Linked DNA regions of Homo sapiens: region 2 is linked to region 1. Evidence: chromatin contacts called from ENCODE Hi-C or POLR2A ChIA-PET data. All regions are on one chromosome and are shown on one strand. The core of a region is the stretch at or near the end of the contact, and the rest is flanking DNA. Distances in the headings are between cores, read along the strand shown.

What was found. A loop is a pair of places that touch in the nucleus more often than their neighbours do. ChIA-PET counts read pairs that join two places held with the same protein, here RNA polymerase II (POLR2A). Pooled maps may share reads with other maps.
Region 2: a map of sigmoid colon shows a loop between it and region 1 (2.9-fold over the local background). The contact joins two enhancer-like sites. A Hi-C loop is called at or near these places in 2 of 168 maps with a recorded cell type or tissue (heart right ventricle and sigmoid colon) and 8 of 50 pooled maps. POLR2A ChIA-PET finds 5 or more read pairs at or near these places in 2 of 52 experiments (H1 and activated CD4-positive, alpha-beta T cell).

The regions. Positions count from the first base shown.
Region 1 is chr5:1,159,949-1,162,648 of GRCh38, reverse strand. No RefSeq gene overlaps it. Among named protein-coding and RNA genes, the nearest start is that of TERLR1, 17 kb to the left of the region's middle. Within about 2 kb of position 1,333, at least 8 of the 41 ENCODE cell types and tissues checked have a DNase peak (open chromatin) inside an H3K27ac peak, as active enhancers do.
Region 2 is chr5:1,479,103-1,481,802 of GRCh38, reverse strand. LPCAT1 (lysophosphatidylcholine acyltransferase 1) reads left to right here. Exons shown (of 14, transcript NM_024830.5): 7 at 827-861; 8 at 2,128-2,182. Among named protein-coding and RNA genes, the nearest start is that of MIR6075, 30 kb to the left of the region's middle. Within about 2 kb of position 1,447, at least 11 of the 41 ENCODE cell types and tissues checked have a DNase peak (open chromatin) inside an H3K27ac peak, as active enhancers do.

The DNA.
Region 1 (2,700 bases), core at 84-2,583:
ATGACAAATGCAGGGGTGACTAGGGGAGGGTGGCTTGGTTTCTGCTGCCCGGGAGCTTCCTCTCATCCTGTTCCAGTGGGTGGCCGCGTGGCCAGTGCTGGGTCAGCTGCCTGTCCCGTCACGGGACCCCTCGGGGTCACGGTGGCCTCAGGAGGACTGGCCGTAGGAACATGGCGAGGACACATCCTCGGGCCACGGGCAGCTGGCTTTGCTGACGTGGGGTGGGCGGCTGGCCGGCCACCAACCAGTGAGTGGGCAGGGGTCTCGGCCAGAGTGAGCGCTGGAATGGGGCTGGAGGAAGGTTCTAGAAGCAGAGAGGGTACTGGAAGAAAATGAACTCTGCTTTGGGTCATCTGCAGACCCCGGGAAGCTCCTGCTGTGGCCTTGCGTGCACAGAAAGCTGGGAGCCCCTGTGTCCGCACGGTGAGGGCGCCCCAGCTGGATGCACCTTCTGGAGCAGTGGGGATGCAGGATCCTCCCCCTCGGCTTCTGTTGTGACTTGCTCCCTGGCTGCTGTCCAGTAGCCGGGCACATGTCCAGCACCCTCCGTCGCTGGGCACTGCACATCCCAGCCACAGCCTCACCCCAACCCCTCCCGTAGCTCCTCCCTCGGCTGGGGGCCAGCAACACAAGGCCGGGCTGCCCAGCTTAGCCTGAACGTGACCTCCGTGGACGGGCAACGGCTGGGGCCCTGGAGCAGCTCCTACTCCTATAGGTCTGCCGCAGGTCCCCCACTGGCCTGGCCCTGGTGAGGGTGATCCCAGACCTGGCTGAGGGTCGGCAGATGCCCGGCCCTGCGGCGGCCGCCCCCAGCAAGGGGCTGTGCCCTGTAGCTGCGCCTTTCCTTAGGTAGCGCTGTCTCCACGGCACCCTCAACCCTGGGCCTTTGTCTCCAGGAAACGCCACTGAGCTAGCTGCTCACAAAGGGCAAATCGTGGACCAACAGACCACGCGGGAGTAGAGAGCTGAATGGGACACTTTATTTCAGCAGGCGAAGTAGCACCTTTGCAAACAAGCTGCAGAGCACCAAGGGGGAGTTTCAGGAAGCGCCTGGGCTGGAGGACACAGTGGGTGTGCACCTGGCAGCTGGAGTTACAAAGCGAGCCTGTTGTCTCTCCCACCACAGAACCTGCCCAGAGGGAGGGCCCAGCCCACAGAACCAGGGAGCAGTCTCACGCCCAGCACCGTGGGCCATGGAACAGGCTGCGGGGAGGGAGCTGGGCCACCTTCGCCTGGTCCTGGAAGTCAGGAACAAGAGCAGCATTCACAGAGGACAGGGTGTGCAGAGAATTCCCCTGCGCTGAGTCATCTCAACCTTGAGCCCGTCCTGGGGCGGAGGCACCATTGTTCTCCCAACTTCGGATGTGAGGAGGCTGAGGCCCTGGGAGGATTTACCTCGGCAAGGGGGTGCAGGACAAGTGCATCAGTCTGCTGTTGGGTCAGTAACACTGCGTAACAAGTCGAGCTGCAGTTACTTATCCCTGCTCACTGTCAGGGCCAGCTGGTCTAGGCTTATCGGCCCTTCTGGGCCGTGCTCTGGGCTGAGACCTCTCTCCAGGTCTCTCACCCTCCAGGGGCCGGCAGCCTTACCTGGGATGTGTTTCTTTTCTTTTCTTCTTTTTTTTTTGAGACGGAGTCTCGCTCTGTCACCCAGGCTGGAGTGCAGTGGCGCAATCTCGGCTCACTGCAAGCTCTGCCTCCTGGGTTCACGCCATTCTCCTGGCTCAGCCTCCTGAGTAGCTGGGACTACAGGTGCCCGCCACCACGCCCGGCTAATTTTTTGTATTTTTGGTAGAGGCGGGGTTTCACTGTTTTAGCCAGGATGGTCTCGATCTCCTGACCTTGTGATCCGCCCGCCTCGGCCTCCCAAAGTGCTGGGATTACAGGCGTGAGCCATCGCGCCTGGCCCCTGGGGTGTGTTTCTTACAGTGACAGCAGAGGCCAAGCCCAGCCTGCTTGAAATCCATTATTGATCCACTGTTGATCCAGAGCAGAGCATGCTTGTGTCCTCGGAGGGGTGGAGGGGGAAGAGAGCAGGTGTTTGCTGAACAATAATCCAAGTACCCCCCATGATCTCGAGGCAGAGGGAATGGAACCCAGCCCCCAGCAGCAGTGTCGCTGTGGCGCTGTGGTGGCACCCTGCCTGCTCTCCCACCACCCTTCAGCAGCTCCTCTCCAAAGTCTGCCCCTCCAGGACCCCGTCACGGGGTAGGGGGAGGAGGCGTCCCATCGTCCAACGTACAGTTCAGTAAATGGTGGGGAGAAAGGGTTAACATCCTCTCTCCTGCCCCTTGCCTCCACCCATCTCTGTCTCTCTCTCTCTCTCTCCCTTCCTGTCTCTCTCTGTCTCTCCCTCCCTCTCTCTGTCTCTGTCTTTCTGTCTCTATCACTCATCCTGTGTCTTCTCTCTGTCTGTTTTTCTCCCTCCCTCTCTCTGTCCCTCCCTCTCTCTGTCTCCATCTTTCTCTGTCTCTATCACTCTCCCTGTCTCTCTCCCTCCCTCTCTGTGTCTCTCTCTCCCTCTCTTTCTCTGTCTCTGTCTCTGCTCCCCACTGCACTTCCATCACTCCTCACTCCCAAAGGCTCTCCCGTTCCCTGGTCACCTACCTTGTTGAGGCTCCCCCAGGAGGGCCTCCAGGTCTGTGGTGAGACCCCAGGGATCTGACAGCAGGTGGGAGTGAAGTCATGGGAGCCCAGGTG
Region 2 (2,700 bases), core at 198-2,697, 320 kb before region 1:
GGCGTGCGTTTGTCAGCCAGGCTCCTGGCCAAGGGCCCCTTCCTGCCTCCGCTGCGGAAACCATGCCCCAGTGCAACTCCTGTGGGCAAAAAAGTCAACCCGAGGACAACAGACTCCGATCTGTGCAGTCATCTAGATTTTCCACTTTTAAGATTGTTTCATCAGTGTGTTTAAAGCAACACACTATTACTGGATGCACCAAGAAGCACTAGCTTAGCCGTCAGGGGAGCAGAAGGTCCACCCCAGGGTGACGGTGTCTGGGCCTCTGCCGTCACGGCCCCTGCTGTGTGGTCCCTGCCCGGCGGCACTGAGGCTGAAGATGGGACTTCAGAGCACCCGGGGTGGGGGGGCCCTGCACATGCACCGTGGTTGGGGGAACACTCAGAGCAGTTGGAGAGAGCGGTGGGCAGGAGAGGGCCGGGGTCCCGGGTGCACACTGGAATTGGTGTCCCCAGGTCTGTGAGGAAAGCGGAGAGCATGGAGGGAGGGAGGACCCTTTTCCCAGGTTCTAGGGGCTCTGGGAACCTATAAGAGGGGGCTCTGAGTCCTCAGGGACTCTGGGGATCTTGGGGGAACTCTGGGGACCTGTAAGGTGGTGGTTCTCTGGGTCCTTAGAGGCTCTGGGGACCTCAGGCTGGGGGGCTGGTCCGAGTCCTGGATCCTCAGGGACTCTGGGAAGCTGGAGCTCTAGCACCCTCCTCCCTTCCCCCTGGCTGCAGCGCCTCTGTGGGGTGGGAGGTGCAGGGAGAGGCCGGCACACGCAGGTGCTTGGTGCAGGCCCTGGGTGCAGGCCCCATGCTGACTGACCCTGCCTCTTCCTCCCCAGGACACCATCACATGGACGTGGCAAGGACCTGGAGCGTAAGTTGAACGCCGTGTCGTCCTCTTTGTCCTGTTGTTCCATGAACACGTAGGGGCTGCTTGGGGTCTGCTGTGCACGCTAGTTACTTTTGCAGTTGTGAAAGCAGGTGTGGGACAGCCGTTAGGTTCAGCCCATTGTGAAAACTAAACGTACAGATGTGGCCCAGGCCTGACACTCCTGGATTCTGGGGTCTTAAGTTGCACGTCTTCAGTACCAGCAGGAAGGGAACTGTGAGTCTTGCATTCGGCTCTCGAGTTTGCCAGCTCAGTAATTACGATCGTCCACCTGGTGGCCCCTGGTAAGGAAAGTGGAGATTTAGGGGTGTCTGGGGGGACCCCGTCTGCACAGGCACAGAGACTGAGTAGTGCTGGGTGGGAGGCCAGCCCCTGCTGTGAGTCAGTGTCCCTGTCCCCCCAGCAGAGACACCGAAGGTCAGTTATGCAACAATGAACAACCCCACGGAAACGGGAACGAGCCCCAGAGGAGAAGCCCGGGGCCACAGGCTGGTCAGGGCCTCCTGGGTGCTGACGTCTGAGCTGACGTCGGGAGGGCAGAGGGAGCGGGAAAGTCCAAGAGAGAGCAGCTCCATTCCAGGCGTTTGGGAGGATGTGGGTCCGCTGGTGCTTTCAGGTGAAGGTGTTGAGGTCAGCGCTTCCCAGGCTGGCGTGTGGAGGCTCCCAGCTGGGAGCAGAGCTGGGAGGGGGCTCTGGGGGGTATAGGGGTTCTGGGGTCCCGGGGGCCTAGGGCTGGGGCTGGCATGACAGGGCAGAAAGAGGGTTGGGGCACTGGGCTGTCGGAGGCGTGAGTGTGGCCCTGGGAGCAGCTCCAAATGTCTCCCATGTCAACTCCTGCGGCAAAGGCATGGTGATCCTGGTTCTGAGGTTGGGAACTCTGGATCCAGGCTGGAGGGGTGGCATGACTCAGGGCCTGTGCTGCCTGGGGACAGCGAGGAGGGACAGGTGTGGAGGGACAGGTGTGGGCTGTACGAGGTCTCCTGAGCTGGAGAACAAGCAGGAGATGGTGTCTTGCTAGACGAACCAAGGACATAAGCAGGTGTTGAATCGGAAAAGCAGCATTTCCACCCACGGCTGTACGTCACACTGGGGCTCGGGCTGGGTGGGCACGGCACCCCCTCCGTGGGAGCGTTGACTGCCCAGTAGCGCCCTCTGGAGGGCGCGTCTGGAGGTTTCACCCCAGAATTGGGAGTAATTTACTTGTTAACCCGAGTTGTAAATCTGCTCAACATTGTGCAATCTGTTTTTAAGGCTGGAAATCCTGTGGCTCACGCTGTGTCAGTTTCACAACCAAGTGGAAATCGAGGTTCGTATGGATACAGAGTTACACAGCGCTCTTCACAGTGGTTGATGCAGACACGAGCTTACACCAGGATGCCCAGATAAGCCTTGTACAATGTGGCATATCACCTGTCTTGCTTTCCCATCTTTCCGTTTCTCAGGGCTCCTTCGAGGAGCCTCTGGTTGCTTTACCTCAATGACTTTATGTCTCTCTTATGAGTCTGAACCACTTGGATAAGATTTGGGTTTTTGTTTTTTGTTTTTCTGAGACAGCATTTTGTCTTGCTCTGTTGCCCAGGCTGGAGTGTAGCGATGGGCTCACTGCAGCCTCGACCTCCTGGGCCCAAGTGATCTCCCTGCCTCAGCCTCCCACGTAATTGGACCACAGGCACACGCCATGCCTAGCTAATTTTTGTAGAGATGGGTCTCACTTTGTTGCCTAGGCTGGTCTCAAACTCCTGGGCTCAAGCAGTCCTCCCGCCTTGGCCTCCTAAAGTGCGGGGATCACAGGCGTGAACTACCACACCCAGCTGGAAAGGATTT